Linked DNA regions of Mus musculus: region 1 is linked to region 2. Evidence: chromatin loops called from intact Hi-C (ENCODE). Cell type or tissue: heart. All regions are shown on one strand. Links, peaks and the distances in the headings refer to the core of each region. The heading gives the core; the rest is flanking DNA. Region 1 holds the start of Itga10 (integrin, alpha 10). Region 2 overlaps Pias3 (protein inhibitor of activated STAT 3).

Region 1 (8,324 bases), core at 135-8,134, 58 kb after region 2:
TGTCTTCTGCACCATTCCCCAACAGTATCTAGCATGCAAACTGGCACAGAGTCACAACTTGACTGTTTAGATGGCACGGAACATATAAAATAATCTGTCATCAGTGTAAATATGTACAAGCATTATTTATTTATAGATTCATTCAGCAAACACTTGGGTTGACAAGATCAAGGAACTGGAGAATAAAGACAAGTCAGGTCATGTAGCCTCCCCAGAGGTTTAGAGTCATGTTTGAAAAGAATACTAGGGCGTGAGTGGTTGAGAAGCTAGGTATCAGAATTGACGCAGGAGTAGAAGAGGAAAGATGGAGTTCTGTGTGCAGAAACAGAACAGACAAGGAGAGATACACCCACAGACACCGTAAAATGCAAATACAGTAAGAGAGAGTATGGTGACAGCAACCTAGCCTTCCTCCACGAACTTCTGGCATGCAGATAAAGATAAGCGCCCAGAGCATCTTGTGATGTATACACTACACTCCAGACCCTCTCCCTCTCCCTGCTGATCCTTCCTCCTCCCTCACACGACCCCTTTACCATGTCTCACCATGCCACCATGATCGCTTGGGCGGTTCTCGTTTCTCGCCCTTCCCTCCGACTTAGGTTCCTTGCTGCTCTCACAACTTCTTCCTTTGTTCGGAAGTCTCCCAGGGACCACTCATGCACAGGGTTCTCCCCGTACTGTACCAGTCCTACCTGAGAACAATAGACCATGTGCCCACATGGGATGTATGAAGAGCGTAGAGAAGATGGAGCACAAAGGATGAAGGGGAAGTGAACCCCTAACAGGTGTGTCCAACCTGCAGCACGATGAAGGGGAAGTGAACAGGTGTGTCTAACTTGCAGCTCATGGCATGCATTGCCCAAGCAACTACAAGCAGCAAAGGGAAGCTCTGAGTGTGGCCCCCCACACAATCATAAACTTACTTCAAACATTATGAAATTTTTGTGACTTTTTGGTAAGTTAATTGCACAGTTCTTGAGCATGAGTTCTGTAGAAGACAATGTCCCAGGGTGTCATCAAGAGGCTGGACATGGCTGCTTACATCCAAGGGTCCAGGAGTGTTTACTTCTTTCCCTCCAATCCTATCCACATATCTTTCTCTTACCTGTATCTGCTCCGGATCGATGAACAGTCTTCCTACCAGCCTCCGAAGGAAAGTCTGAACTTCTGACCAGGGATAGATACTGTTGGAGCCATCCAAAACAATGACGACATCCATGTATGTGGGACAGCCTAGAAGGGGGGCATAGTGATGGGAAACAAAAACATGGAAGGATGTGGGGTGTAGTCAGCAAGGGAGAATGTCCCAGGAGGACGCTGCAATGCAGGCACTTAAAAGGGAATTCTCTCTTAATTACCAGGAAAGTACTATGCCAGGTCCCCAGTGTGGAAATCAAAGAAAGAAGAGATGGGCAGATGTAAAAGAATGAAATATGCACTAGCGAGAGGCCTACCACTACCCTGTGCTATGGAACACTGAGAGAGCCTCACTTTCGTTTGTGTGTGTGTTGTGGGGGAGGGGCAGTATTTGAACTCATGCCCTACCAATGTGCCACAGAGGGGCATGTTCAGCAAAGGCCAGGCAAGACAATGCATGCCTATTATCCCAGTACTTGAGACTGAGAAGCTGAGGCAAGCAAATTCCAAGATCAAGGACAGCCTGGGCTACATAAGACTATCTCCCAAAAGGCAGTAGATAAGAAAGTATATGAAAGGCATGAGGGGAGAACCCAATAACTGAGTGCTGACTTGGCATCTATAAGACCCACAAAAATAAGATATGGAGGACACGTGATGGATGAGGGATAGGCTGTGCACAGGATATGCTGTTTTGTTTTGTTTTTAAGTTGGTAAAACCAGATCCTGGTGTCTTGAGGCTCTCCTAAGGAGTCTGAATTCTAATCAGTTAGCAAACAGGAGCCTCTTCTGCAAGCACACTTGGGAATGATGAGGATAGCCATGCAGACCCTCCACCAAGTCTTTTGTCCTAGTTTTTCCCACCCAGCATCCCTATCTGGGAACTGAGCTTCCAGGGCCCTTCCACTGGCTCACGTTGGGCGGTGGGTGCCAGGCTTCCCTGGGGCCGGAATGAAGCATCCACACGGGCACATATTCCAGAACTGAAGACAGAGCTGCCGCAGGCACGAGACCAAAGAGGGGCACAGGCCTGGGTGGATAGGAGAAATAGTTATCCCCAGGCTTGAGAGGGCCTCTCGGAACACACACCTAGTTAAAAGAGAGATGGAGAACACTCCATGGGGAACCCTGCCTTGCTCTCTAGGGTTTTGAATTCCTTGTCTCTTCTATACAGACTAATTTCCCTTACCACGGTGCTTTTTCTGTTGTTGTTGTTTGGTTAGTTTTGGTTTTGGGTTTTTCAAAACAGGGTTTCTCTGCATAGCCTTGGCTGTCCTGGAGCTCACTCTGTAGATCAGGCCTGACTCTGCCTCCAGAACACTGGGATGAAAGGCCCAAGCCACCACTGCCCAGATACCATAATGCTCTCTTCCCTGCTGTGAACCTTCTGAGGCCCTTCTTTCAGCTCACCATGAATCCCCCATCAGCATCTGTCTCTAGTAGAGACATCCCTAGGTGCATATTCACAGCAGGCTGAGAGGAATTTCCAAGTTGATAGTCACCTGGTTGGAGGAAGGGTAGAAGAGAATGAAGTCATGGGGTCATAGTTCGGCTTCTTTAGTTCAGGGTCATTGACAAGGTCCAAGGGGTCAGAGTTACTAGATGTCAACATCAGGAATTAGCAGGGGAAAGGTCAGGCTTCTTCTTACCCAGGTGGCCTTTGGTACATGGAGCACTGTGGAATCCCCCTATAGAGCAACGATAAACATCCCCTCTCCGGTCACCTGATGGCCCATCCCAGGGGGCACCCACCAGCATCCTGGAAGGAGAATATGGATATAAAGATCCGGTGAGCATGGTCCTTAGTATAGTGAGAGGGAGAGTGCATGAGACGTCATGGAGCCCCAGGCACTTTCAAAGGCCAGCTTGGACCGGTCCTCCCCTTTATCAGTGAGTGCATAGTCCCGATCCCACGGTCCTCTGTTTTCCCTCTCACCATCGCTGTCCACCCCCAACATGCTGTAAGACACTGTATCCAAATTCGGCCTCTGGTGGCCCTGTGAAGAGTCGTGGGTGGTGTTCATCCAGATTAAAGGAGGAGCAGAGACCTGAGGGGTGAGGATCATAATTAGCATCCACCAATCAGTTAATGAAGGACTGGTGAGGCTTAGTGGGAGACAAGACAGGAGGGAGTGTTTCTATCTCAGCTCTCCTGCTCTGTGTCAATGTCATGTCCTCAGAACCCCAGGTGGGATGATTGGATGATTCTCTTCCTGTGGGGTGGGGGTGAGGGATCCTAAGGCCCTCGGCCATGCTGAAGCACAGCTGTATTTCCATTCTCATTCCTGAAATCTCATTCACAGACACATCTGGATAGGTCAAGTTACTCTTTCCACATCATTCCTCCTACACATTCTCCTCTCTAAGCCTCGAGAGTCCAAAGAGGGAGAGAGGGCTTTTCTGAGGATGCAGAGTCACCACCCTTTCCTAATTCTTCCCAAAGCCAGGGCCATGGGAAGAAACGATGGCAAGGAGCTCCCTGCCCGGGTGTCTCCTCTTTCTGTTTCTTCTTGTCACACTTGCACTTTCTCCAAGGTTGAGAGTGCTGGCTCCTTCCAGCCCTGCCAACCTCAACGCTAATTAAGTGGGTGGAACCACCGGCCTGCCCACACACAGTTTGCCATCTATCCCTGTTAAGGGTCCTATCACCCCCAAGACTCCCCCCCACCACAATCTCCTCATCTCATCCACCTTACAAACACCCCTTGCCTACTCCCATAGTTTCCTCAAACTTTAGTCCACGCTTGGGGTCCCCATCTGTGCCCTACTGATTCCTTTCTCCTGACCCCAATTCCCATAAAATCAGAGCTGTTATTTTAGGAAACAAAGATTATAGGGCACTAGCAGGGAAAAATTCCAAGCCTCTTATCCCTCCCATGATTCTCTTCTCTACTGTCTTGCTCTTTGCATCCAAGCAACCCTCCATCCCCCAAAATCTAACTTCAACTCACACTGTGCTCATTTTCAGAAAAGGTATTTTATATGTGAGCCTTTTTTTTTTAATCCAGGAAATTGGCAGGGCTATGAGACCAGAAACTGTAGCTCGGTCGTTAGGCGAACCCAGAGTTCTGACCACATAGTAAGGCAATTATGCCTCAGGCACCAAGGAGCACCAATGGCAGGGAGAAGCAGGGAAGGTAGGAATCAGTGTAACCGAATGGAAGATGAGAGACACGTCTCTTTTCTGTGCCCTCATGTCTGTGGAGTTTAGGACAAAGGTTTTAGATAATTAGGTACAAAGGTTTAGATAATGAGGTACAAGCCAGAGGAAGTTTTGGCCACTGCCATTTGGGTGTCTAAGAACATGAGTGCACACAGGAAATATAGCATCGGTATTAACCTCCGACCTGAGCGCCCGAAGAATTTTAGCCATAATGGTCCCAATTATAAACAATCCACATAACTTCCATTCCCAGCAGAAACCAAGTTTGCTTCCCTCACCTGTCAGCAACGCCAGGGGCAGGAGCAGGTGAGGGATGGAGAGAGACTCCATGGGCGCTTGTCCGGTCCAGTCCGAGAGGCTCTGAGTCGCTCTGTCCCTCTCCTTGGCTGTTTTCGTTACTTTCCCTCCTATCCTGCCCCCTCCCACTGGCAGCTAAAAATAAAGTTGGATGGAATGGGAGTGGTGGTGGAAGGGAGCTGTGGGGAGCCCAGGACAGGAACACAGAGCAGCCTTAGTCCAGCTCTCTACCTTGGTGCTGCCCCCTGGAGGCCTCAGCTAATATTCAAAGAAAACACAAATTTTGACCCTTTCTGAGGCTACTTTTATGCACGGTTTATTTATTCAATAATTTCCTCCAGTTTGGAACAGAAAGTAGGACTTAGAGACAATATTTTTTGCCTTATTAATCTTAACATGGGATATGCAAAATAACAGCTGACAGCAGTGACAGCAGCATTTTCCTACCTACTGTGTGAAGGGCAGTCCTACTGTGTGACCTTGCCAATCCACTGAGTTATGGTCATGCTTGTGTGTGTCTAATAGCTTTTGGGGAGTCACTGCCTGTAGACAGGTGTGCTTTGTGGTGTCAAGATAATTACTTTGGTTGAAAACATCTCACCCCTAACTTGAGGCTGTTCACGGATTGTTTTGAATTGGGACCATTATGGTGTGTCCGCACCTTTCCCCCAACATTTAAATTTTCAGTGAAATCCTGTAACCATGTTAGCTGCTAACGCCAAGGAAAGCCATCCACAGTCAGAGAGCTAAGGCTTACAATGACCAGACCATGAGAGACCAGATGTCAACGAGCAGCTGGACACAGTAACACTCACTGTAGGCTACTCAGAAGCCTAAAGCAGGGGAGCTCAGAGCTTCAGCCCTGCCTAGGTACCACAGTGAAAACAGGCAATCCGTCCCCCCACCCCACCCCCGCCATCTTGAATTGAATAAAAAAGTCAGTGAGCAAACTGATCTTTAATTTGTTAGCCTAGAAGGCTTGCTTGCTCTGTGGGCAAGGACCAGTTATTTACATAGAATCATTGTACAGTATTTACAGGAAGAGGCCAGACATGGCATCAGCCTGGGTAGTCAGAGAAAGAGCAAGAGCCAAGTGCGGAAGGAAACTCTAATATCAACGTGTACGCAGAAACTGGAAAGTGTGGAGGCAGTCTGCTGAGGCAGACCCAGGGGAGAAGCCTCAAACAGCCTGCAGCGGTGTGAGCGAAGAGACGCCGGGCATGAAATGAAGCCTGGGAAAGTATGGAGGGTGGAAGGGAAGAAAAATGCTACATGAGGTTTCAGAAAAAAAGAATACAATTAGCACTTTGCTATCCATAACTTAAGCTTCCCCTACCAAAAAGTAACCCACCCCCCTCCTTTTAAATATCTGGCCAGGAGGCTAAGAAAGAGAATTCTGTCTCACGGTAACAAATTCTTAACTAGACTCAAGACAGAGAGATAAAGGGAAGAGCTATGAGATTCTGGCAATGGGACTGAATGAAGCCCAACTGCAGAGGCCTGCAGGAGCCTTCCCTTAGCACTGCCTTCCTGACCCGTCTTTGGCAGGTTCTTCCCCTCATCCCTAAGGATCTGGATTTTAACTTCAGTCAAGGAGTTGAATTACAATGAGGTTGGCACACAGTGACCATCTCAGCTTCCATCTCACCCACCTGGGCTCCCTCCTTATCTTGTACCACAGTGTCAGTCAGGGCTTGAGTCGTAGCCAGGGACAGATTAGGGTGAGAATAGACAGAATGGAGGATATGAGGCCACACAGCCCCACAATCCCAGGGCCACAACGCCAGAGGCCTAGTTTGTCCAGTGGGATGAAAAGGTCACAGGCATTTCTGAGCACATCCAGCAAGAGAGGGGGATGACCTCGAAGGACACGAGCCAGTAGCAGGATTCGGAGCCGAAACTTCAAAGCCAGTTGTGGCAGACTTCCTCCTGGAGTCCCTGGTCCTCCAGGTCCCACAGTTTCTACTCCTCCTGAGACTCCTACTCCAGAAACCTTCATTCGCCTGCTGTAAGCTGAAGTCTCTTGTTCCATCAATAGGCGAATCTCATAAGCATCACGGCTCAGATTCATGATGAGGGAAAACAGATAGTATCTGAGACACACAGGGAAAATATGTGAGTTAGAAAGAGCACAAATGTCTACTGAACAATTCTTCTCATAGACTGGAATGGGATTCCACATTAGAACACCAGAAGTGATTGCTATACTCCACTACTAGAAATGTCCACGCTGGGGCTGAAGAGATAGCTTAGTCGGTAAAGGCACTTGCCATCCAGCCTGAAGATCTAAGTTTGATCCACAGAACAACTGACTTCCCCAAGTTGTCCTCTGACTTCCACAGACACATTAATGTACTTACATGTACCCACATACCCAATATAAACAACCTAATATATTAAACTACATATAAGAAGATGAATAGATAAATCACTACTTTTAAAGCTTTATTTATTTATTATTTTATGTATATGAGTGCACTGTAGCTGTACAGATGGTTGTGAGCCTTCATGTGGTTGTTGGGAATTGAATTTAGGACTTCTGCTTGCTTTGATCAACCCTGCTTGCTCTGGTGGGCGCTTGCTCCTATCAACTCTGCTCGCTCAGTCACTGCTCACTCTGGCGCAAAGATAGATTTATTTATTTATTTATTTATTTATTTATTTATTTATTTATTATACATAAGTACAATGTAGCTGTCTTCAGACACACCAGTAGAGGGCATCAGATCTCATTACAGGTGGTTGTGAGCCACTATGTGGTCGTTGGGATTTGAACGCAGGACCTTCAGAAAAGCAATCAGTGCTCTCATCCACTGAGCCATCTTGCCCAGCCCGATAAATCACTTTTTAAAAAAGTTTAAAAAAACATATATCTTGGACTGGAGAGATGGCTCAGTGGTTAAGAACACTTCTCTTCCTGAGGTCCTGAGTTCAGTTTCTAGCAACCACATGGTAGTTTACAACCATCTATAATGAGATTTGGTGCACTCTTCTGGTATGCAACCAGAACATTGTATACATAATAAATAAATAACTCTTAAAAGTGGGAACCCCTAGAAGTGGGAATGTCGCTCACTGGTAAGAGTACATGCCTTCCATGCACAAGTCCTGGTTTCAATATCAGCAACACCAGAAAAGAACTGTCCTTTCTTGACAACATAATAGGTTCAATACATCTGATACAGAAAGACTCACGATCTCACTTATGAGTTAAATCTAAACAGCCTAACTTACCAAAGTATGGAATAAAACTGTGGTTGCCAGGATTGGAGGGGACAAGAAACAGGAAGACCTTAGCTAATGGGACAAACATTCAGTTCGTTCTATATATCTAATGTGGTGACTACAGTTAATATATCAGTTAACATAATAACAGTTAATATAATCATGGACTTGAAAGTTGCTAAATGGGTCATCGATTGATCTCAGCACATGTTCTTATCATTAAAAAGATGTCACCATGAGGTTATGAGCATTTTTAAAATATTTATACTATGTATATGGGTTTTTTGCCTGCATGTATGTCTGTGCACTATGTGCATGCCTGCCACCCAAGAAGGCCAGAAGAGGGCATGAGACCAGCTGGAACTGGAGAAACACTGGGGTTGAGCCGGTCCCCTCTGGAAGAAGAGCTAGTATTCCTAATTGCTGTGTCATCTCTCCCACCCCATTAGAAGGATGCTGCACTCCTGACTCTGGTGATCACCTCACCATATACATATAC
Region 2 (8,324 bases), core at 99-8,098:
CGGGCGCCTGGAGTCAGTGAGCTTCACACAGAGCGTGTGTGGACTCCTGGGTGCGGGGCAGAGACCCGGGCCGTGGCACACGCATTGCAGCTTGGAGCGAGGACAGCTTGTCCTCTCTAGCAATCCATTCCCCGGCGCTTCGGAGAGGCTTCCAATCCAGGTTGGGACAGGGAACCAGCAGGGAACGTGAAGGCAGTTTGGGGATGGGACGGGGCGAGTGGCGACAGGCCAGCTCCCACCGTGGGCACCCTTAATTTATGGAAGTGCCATCCTGCTTCCGAAGTCTTAGCCCGGCCAAACCCCTCTTGTCAGAGACCTCTTTTCTGCCCTTTTGCGGCTCTGGACCAGCAGCCTGAGGTCTCCAAGACAGAGCCGCTCACAAATAGAGGTGTGGATCTGGGTGTGGCGGTCATTCTTCAGTCCAGTGACCAGACTGTACTGTTGACCCGAAGGACATGCACTCTCCGCATTTCCCCCAATCTGTGGGTCCCTCCAGGTGAGCACCTACGAACAGGGTCTATGGGAGACAGGTGCCCTTTCCCTCCACAATGTTATTGGGCAGTTTCATACAGTGGTGACCCAACGTCTGTGTCCATAACAGACTTCCTCTGCCCACTGGAGAATGGGGTCCCTGGTGGAAGACAACAACCGTTCACATTGGGCCCACTCCTCTTGCAGGTGGGCACATGGAACCTGATGAGGAGGTACCGGCCTGCCGACCCAACCAAGAAACCTGAGTGGAGTCACCTTGGGTGTGGGCTGAGGGAGGGAGGGACAAAGAAAAGGACTTGGTAGGTTGAGCTTTGGATACTCTGACCGGCTCCCTTTGACTTCCAGATACTGGAGTGTGGATTTCGAGAGCTCTGGGAAGAGTGTGGACTACAGCTGCCCAAGAACCAGTTTTCTTGTGTCCTTCTGGGGTTATGGGAGGTGAGACAGAACGACCCCCAAAGCCCATTGAATAATCCTTGCCTGCCTTGGGCACTGGGAAAAAGTGTGGATGGACTGGAGTCCCCAAGTCATAGCTCTCACTCATGTCCCCCTTACCTGTCACCTACCACCCACTGCTTTGGCTTTGGACCAGCATTTTGTCTTCCTAAAGCCTCTTAACAAAGTCTCAAAGATAGTCGGTTTCTCAATATGCTATATTGGCTTTGTCTGCTCTTGTTGATCTTTTTCTTCTTCAGTCTGCCTACCCTCCTAGGCTGAGCTGGGGCTTCCCCAAATACCATCACCTCATTCTCTACGTACTCGTGATCTCCCAGGAGTCCCAGGAGCAGCTCCAGGTAGGCTTGGCGGTAGGGAAGACGGGACATCTGGCCTGGCTGTGACTGTGAGTAGAAGGGGAGGGAATCAAGCACCAAGCTGCCCTGCCCTGCGCCTGCCTCCTCCCCACCTGTGGCCTCTCCCTTAAGTGAAGAATCAACATGTCTGACCCCAGGCCAGGATCCAAGTAAACCCAAATGAGGTGAATGCTTTTATGTGGCTGGGACCAGATGTAGCGGCAGCTGTGGTTGCCACAGAGGATGGGACAAGGACACCCGGACTTTTCTCCCAGGACCTACCACTCTCTGTCTGGTGAGAACTTTTCCTTTAGCTATCAGCATATGACATACATACATAAGCATGCGTGGGAGGGTGCAGTTTAGAGTTTCGTGTTGTGAAAGAGATTTAGGGAATGAGTTTGTCTACTGATAAATCAAAAGACCATCTGAGATCAAAGACTAAATGTTAAGGGTTTGTGCTCCGACTACTAGCTAGCATTGAAGACCTTGGTTTAAGCCCTTACTCTCCCATAGGACAGAGTCGCTTAAACCTCCTTGAATGTGTTTCCTTTCTGTCAAGTGAGGTTAACACTCACTTGCCTTCTGCAATACTTGGGAGGATTAAACGGCTCAATATACTAAAGTTCGTTGTAAGCTACAAGGCACAACCCAGACAGAAACTGTTATAATCCAGTGCAACCGAACTGAAGGACGATGGAGGAACCCAACCTCTGGTCCTGCCCATGCCCACACTCATGCGGACAACCCCAACCACAGCAGAGGAGGACAAAGAGAGGATCGGCGCTGGAACCAAGTTTGCCCTCCAGCTCTGGTTGCAACATCTGGGCAGATGAGGTAAGGACCGACTTGCGGGTAGCATAGTCTTGGTACCAGATGATGTTTTTAGGGACATCAAAGAAACAAAGAGAAAGCAACTGCTCTTGGCTATGCTTGTGCGAATGCCCACACTCCCTCCCAGGTAAAAGTGACGTCCACACAGACCACAGACCAGCAAAGGAAGCCTGTCAACCCAAGACCTGGGATGTCCTTCGAGATGGAAGGAGAGGCCCTACTCCATAAAGCTGCCCTCTGACTTCCACGTGCAAAACCATGGTGCACGTGCCCGCATACACAGTAATAAACACTTTAAATGTTCTTTTTTTTTTTTTAAGTGAAAGGATGGAACATGGACCCTCTGCCCCACAAACCCTGGGTCTGGAAAGCGAGGTACAACATCCCTTCCCCTCCATGACGCTCACAGAACATTCACAACCTTTATTGTAGGCGAGAACTCTGCTACAACTTTGGGAATAAAAGTAAAATCACATCACAGGGCCTTGGCCCTGAAGGAAGGGGCCTGAGTATTGGGGAGGAGAACACAGAGCCCCCATGTCCCACAAAAGGTGCAAGAGTAATCCAGGCCTGAACACAGGCCACTAGACGCTTCGCCCCTTGGCTGTTTAGCATAAAAACATTGTGAACTTAAATATATAAATAGAGACCCAGGCAGCAGACAGGCCACGCCTTGCTCCCCAGCCCCTGGGAATCACAACTAAGGCCTTGTTTCCTCCTCGAGTCACACTGGGGAGTGAAAGGCAAGGGATTTCATCTTTGGATGCTTTGGAGTTTTCTTATTTATGTACAAAAAAGAAATCTGCAATCCAAAATAGAGTTCTCTGTCCATCTCTGACCTGTCGCCCGACTGTATGGTCAAAGAGAACGGAATGGATGTCAAAGACCAGATATTTGGGTTTGGGTAGGGAACGGAGAGTCTTGGGAGAGGAGGCAGGAAAGTGCCTTTCCCCAAGAGGCTGAAGATCTGGTAAAGGCTAAGGACCCCCTCATCCCTCAGTCCCTATCCCATCTGCCTCCCACTGCCTAGGTTACCATACCCAGAGGAATGTGCCACCATAAAAAGGTTAAATGTTAACCCTGTGAGTACTGGCCTGTTAGGCAGCGATAAGGCCAAAAGCAGGTATCCATGAAGCTCTGGCCTGGCCTTTGGCCAATGACCCCTGAGGGATCAGAGCAGCCAGGGGTTCGGAACCCACAACGTGATCTGCTCAGTGCTGGGGCCAATGGAGATTGATTTCATAATCCAAAAAGCTCAGTCCAAGGAAATGACGTCTGACCGACAGCCAGTCAAAGAGGGACCTGAAGGCAGGGGTCCTCCATGCCCTTCCCTCAAGGAGCTCCCAGGAGCCACAATGCTGCTGACACGACCAGGAGGGGGCGCTGGAGTGGAGCTGCGGTGAGAGCTCCCCAGTGTGGGGGCCAGTGGGCCCAGGAAGTGGGAAGGGGTTCCCCGGTACTGGAAGAAGTGGCCAAGGGTGTCCTGTTCATCTAGCGAAGTGATAACTGAAGGGCCGTAGTGCTGGAGAGATGAAGGGCACAGCTTGACGTGTTGTCTTGACTCAGCACCTCACTCACCTCAGAACCACCTCGTGGGGTACCAGCCCTCAGGGATCATACAGCATTCTTGAGAAGAAAAGCTGGGAACCTCTGCCTCCACCCTACTCCCCCAGACCCTTCTCCTGTGCCTTGCCTTGAGACAGCCCCTTCAGACATCCAGTTCTTGGCCTTGTGGGTGTCTGAAATGTGTGGAACATCCACTAGGGAAGGTTCTGAGTCCGTGTGGGGGTGAGTGAGCAGGAAGAGTGGGGCTACGAAATCACAGGTGTGACTATGGAGTGACGGGGGCAGGGAAAGGACCATGTTCTCCCCTCACAGGAAAGCATTTTTAAATCCCTAGGGACACTGGGCAGGGGAAGAGCACATCATGTGTCTAGAATGGACTCTTCCGAGATCTTGGATCTTCCTAAACATGGCCACTTACCTGACTCTCAGTCTGAAGGAAAGAAAATAAATCTAAACCTGGTAGGAAAAGAAAAATCAAAATCAACTCCCTTCTGACTCCTTCACCACAAGGGGAAAAAAAAATCCCCCTGTCCCTGGGGCTCGGCAAAGAAACAGGTCTGGAGAGGGTGACAGGGAACGACCCTCCCCTCCACCTTAGGGTCAGTGTTCTACCTTGGATGTCAGCCCCCAGTGGGAAGGCAGGTGGGTACTCATGTAGCGGGAGACTAGACAGGAAGTCACTGCCCAGTGTGCCCATTGCAGGGCTCCGCAGCACCGAGGATGGCTGGTGACCAGAGGTCAGGGCTCTGTGAGTGGAGAGAAAGAGCCGGAGAGCTAGCCAAGCGCAGATGCCCCACGTCCCACTCCGCCTGCTCTTCCCTGTCCCAAAGCTCGACCTGTGGCCAGAAGGCAGTTCTGACTTCTGTCCCTCTGCTATGGGAGCAACCTTTCTCATACCCTTTGCTTCCAGGAAGGGCTGGAATGGCCGCTGAGGTGACAGGGCAGTGCTTCTTGGTGGGGGGCAAATCCTCCTCATCTGATGAGCTTTCGATGGTCAAGTCAATGACTTCGACCCTCTTCTTACTCTCTGGCTGAATTCCCTCCTGGACTGCGCTGTACTGGAGACCTGTGGGTGGTTAAGAAGGCTGTCTCAGAGAAAGGGCCAGCCATGACTTAGCTCAATTGGGGAGCAGGGGGTCACTCACCATCCAGCCCATACCCTGGCGGGGGGCAAACCTCTGATGCCTCCTTCTTGGGTTTCATCGGACACCAGGATCCATCTTCCATGAACTGGATCTCATCACAATCCGAACAGGAATTAAGAATTTCCATGAATAAACTAGGGAGGAGGACATGTGGATTCACGAGGCTGGACGCGGCTGGAGCCACCCACGGTGTTCTGACACTCACTTCCTATGCTTTAGTCACCTCATCTGCATCACCCACCCTCCTGGACCTCCCTGAGCTGCTGCTGGGATAGAATACAGCTGGGACTGTAGCTCAGTAACAGAGCACCTGCTTAGCCTGCAGGCTGAGTCTGATCCCTAGCACTGTGGGGGAGAAAGGATGTAAGAGAGCTTCAGAAAGCTCAGGCCCCGCCTTTAATCCCAGCACTTGGGAGGCAGAGGCAGGCAAATTTCTGAGTTCGAGGCCAGCCTGGTCTACAGAGTGAGTTCCAGGACAGCCAGGGCTACACAGAGAAACTCTGTTTCGAAAAAACAAAACCAACCAAAAAAAAAAAAAAAAAAAAAAAAAAAAAGAAGAAGAAGAAAAGAAAAAGAAAAAGCAAGCAAGCTCAGGCCCAGGGTTAAACCTTCCTAAGAGAGAATGTGTGAACCCTAGTAGAGGAAGGGGAAGGGAACTAAGGTCACTTAGGACCAAGAATATCACTTGCTTATTAGGCTAGGGTGAAAGTCTAGCTATATAAGTACATCCAGGACCTCAAAAACAAAACAACAAAAAAAAAAATCCTTATTTCATCAATCTAATAAATGCTTTTGTAATAGGAAAAATGAAGAGGAGCCCAGCCACTATGCTCTGTGGGAAGGTCGGGTAGTTGTCAGCAATGCCGTGGAACAATTCAATGCACTGCTCTGTCACCTACTCATGTGACCTTCTGCCCTAGGTTCCTTTCCTCATCGATCGTGACGGCACCTATGTCGTGGGGCTATCATGAGGACTGATGAGAAAATGCATTCAGGGTGCTGAAGTCCTTAATGTCACACACATGGTGGATGGTAGAGGAGATGGAGGGGGTGAAAGCTGTGATTTATGGGAAGTAAGCCATAAAGAGGGGAGGGAGGCCTTAGTGACCGTCCTAGGAGAGAGGGAAGCTGAAGAGCCCTACCCATCAATAATCAGCGACTCATAGGGAGCCTTCTTGTCACACACAGGACACGTCCATGTCGGCTTCTTCTCATTCATCTGTAGATAAAGGGCAGCATCGAAACTCTGCAGATGGGCACAGGTGAGGGCACGACACGGGACAGTCAGGCGCATCTTCCCTAGCTGAGGAGAGGAGAGTTCACGCTAGCAAACCTTGCTCTAGTATCCAGAGAAACCCTCTTCAGAATGTAACCCAACCCCCCTCCCACTTCCTATCCCGCCTCGTACCCACCGGGCACATGAGTGACACCCGGAGACTTGTAGTAGCCACTTCACTGTCGGGGTCAGCAGTCAGTTTCTCCTTGACTAAAACAAGAGCAGGGCTAGGGGTCAGCAAGGCCAGCAGCAGCCTGGCAGCAGACAGCCCCAGCTGACAGCAGCTGGGTAGAGGCGGGGACTCATGGTATATCACAGGAGTGGAGAAGAGATGTCTGCGTCCCTGAAGATGCTTAGACAATGCAAGGTAAACCATGGGCTACATTAGGGATGATCTAGATGGGAGGGAAGCATCATGGGAAGATCAGATGGAATGAACATCAGGGCTTTTCAGTACAGAGAACTCAGATCTTAGTAGGGTGGGATTAGAGCCTTTGAGATACAAAGCTGTTGTGTGATTGGCAATGCAAGCTCTTCCCACTCCTCAGCTGAGACTGAGGAGAAAACCAGGGAGACCATATGAAAGAGCTGTTCCTGATAAAGCCTGGAGGACGGCAGGAAGCCCTGAGCCCAAGCGGAAGGAGGAAAGAACGGTAACTCACTCAGTGCCCGGGAATGGTCTGGATTCCGGATCCCCTTGGCTCTGAGTTTTTGTAGAAGGGTCCCTGCAGTCAATTGCCTCACCAGGTACACGGACAAGGAGTAATTCTACTTGGGGAAGGGAGAGGGACCATTAGCTTCTGCTTCCCAAGCCGCCTCTTTCCCCATAGCCTTTGTCTCGCAGAGACCAGAGATGGTAGCCTTTATCAGAGAGGCCTACGAAGAGCAAGATGAATCCCCAACCCAAAACTAGATGGCTCCCTGTAGCCTCTCTGCGGGCCTTACAGCCTCAGATATGCTCACCCGTCCAAACTCAGATGACCAATTAACTACGATGGTGTTGGGGACAGTGGCTGAGAGTCGAGCCAAGGGTGTGATGTTGATCGGACGGCTGGGCCTCTTGGGCTCAGCTCCATTCTTGGTTGGAGGGAGGTAACCCTGAGGAAAGGAGGGATTTGTTAGTGGAGAGGGAGCACTGGGAGGGGTTCAACTCTAACAACAGAATTCTGGTCTCAGATTACTCTCTGGGGGGGAGGTCAGCTCACACACTAGCAAATGAATAGGAATCTGCTGCACAACAAGGCCCTCATGGGGCCAGGCTGTGTAAGGGGTTCACTTGAGGGGTAAAAGGGGGAGTTTATTGACCAAGGAACTAGGAACCCAGTCACTGAGTCCCATGGGTCCACTTCATCTGCTGTCACCTTTTAGAGGTCTTTTCTAAACCTTTGTATTAAACTGGTGTCCCTCTCCTGGGTTCTGACAAAAATTATTCAGTCCTATTTTATTTCACTCATATTTTTTTATTCTTTGAGAGTATCATACAGTGTGTTTTGATCCTATTCACCCGGTCCTCAATTCATCCCAGAGCCACCTCTCTTTTCCATGCACCCAACTTTGAGCCGCCTCCCTCTTATTAACATATCAAGTACAGTTTGTATTATCTATATACTCTTAGATAGGTGGCCTATCACAGGAGCACGGTCGACCTACTCGTCAGCCCTATTTTAATAATCTCTAGATTATACTGATTTCCTCAATAAACTGAGCAACTACTACGTGCCAGGCACTACTCTAAGCAGTTCTTTTCATAAGAGGTTTTTACTTAACATTTATCCGCTGCCAAAGGGAAAGACTCTTTACCTACCGGCAGGGGGCAGAGTTTCCCATTAACCTTAACAAAGAGGTTAGGGGGGAAATAGTCCTCCTGAGGGCAGCTGGTCTCACAGAGACAGAATCTGGCGAGAAAGGACAGATGAGTGGGGTAAGTGGCAGTTTTCTGAGGTGAATCTAGCACTAAAGAAAACTCCAGAAAAAAAGGAAAAAAGAAAATCAGTCATAGTTATTTGTAGCCATCAGCATCCAGAAAAGTCTCGGGCCAGAGTGGACTGGGGCTGGGGAGGAGGAGGATGCCCCCCCCCCTTGTCCAGCACCCGCCCTTAATAAGACGCAATTCACCTGAGCTGCACTTGTATGGTGTAATCACACTTGGCTCCTGGCAGAACCTCCCTGCAACAAAGAAGAGCGATGTCAGTTCAGAGGGTGAGCAGAAGCTGTCCAGGG

Evidence for each region. Peaks named below come from ENCODE experiments on the same cell type or tissue, not always from the same donor. Only the 100,000 strongest peaks of a DNase experiment are listed, where the experiment ranks them.
Region 1: it touches region 2 in a loop (2.0-fold over the local background); 7 of 42 quality-filtered maps call a loop at or near these places.

What each region holds. Positions count from the first base shown.
Region 1 is chr3:96,641,944-96,650,267 of GRCm38, reverse strand. It overlaps Pex11b (peroxisomal biogenesis factor 11 beta), which reads right to left. Exons shown (of 4, transcript NM_011069.3): 4 at 4,887-6,693. The coding sequence ends at 6,288. It overlaps Itga10 (integrin, alpha 10), which reads right to left and starts at 4,684. Exons shown (of 30, transcript NM_001302471.1): 1 at 4,582-4,684; 2 at 3,077-3,188; 3 at 2,790-2,899; 4 at 2,551-2,642; 5 at 2,056-2,170; 6 at 1,109-1,236; 7 at 547-695. The coding sequence starts at 4,633. In heart, for the core only: CTCF peaks have their summits at 4,863 (motif pointing left) and 7,337 (motif pointing right); a DNase peak (open chromatin) is centred at 4,727; H3K4me3 peaks cover 373 bases.
Region 2 is chr3:96,700,164-96,708,487 of GRCm38, reverse strand. It overlaps Pias3 (protein inhibitor of activated STAT 3), which reads right to left. Exons shown (of 14, transcript NM_001165949.1): 4 at 8,220-8,270; 5 at 7,909-7,999; 6 at 7,068-7,202; 7 at 6,767-6,872; 8 at 6,241-6,314; 9 at 5,971-6,131; 10 at 4,829-4,962; 11 at 4,581-4,749; 12 at 4,296-4,429; 13 at 4,102-4,139; 14 at 2,418-3,639. The coding sequence ends at 3,373. Nudt17 (nudix (nucleoside diphosphate linked moiety X)-type motif 17) reads left to right here. Exons shown (of 8, transcript NM_030094.1): 1 at 1-160; 2 at 313-496; 3 at 679-704; 4 at 838-930; 5 at 1,188-1,286; 6 at 1,442-1,578; 7 at 1,960-2,120; 8 at 2,245-2,596. The coding sequence ends at 2,119. Among named protein-coding and RNA genes, the nearest start is that of Nudt17, 4.2 kb to the left of the region's middle. In heart, for the core only: CTCF peaks have their summits at 3,501 (motif pointing right) and 7,902 (motif pointing right); DNase peaks (open chromatin) are centred at 327, 1,287 and 3,507; H3K4me3 peaks cover 712 bases; H3K27ac peaks cover 309 bases.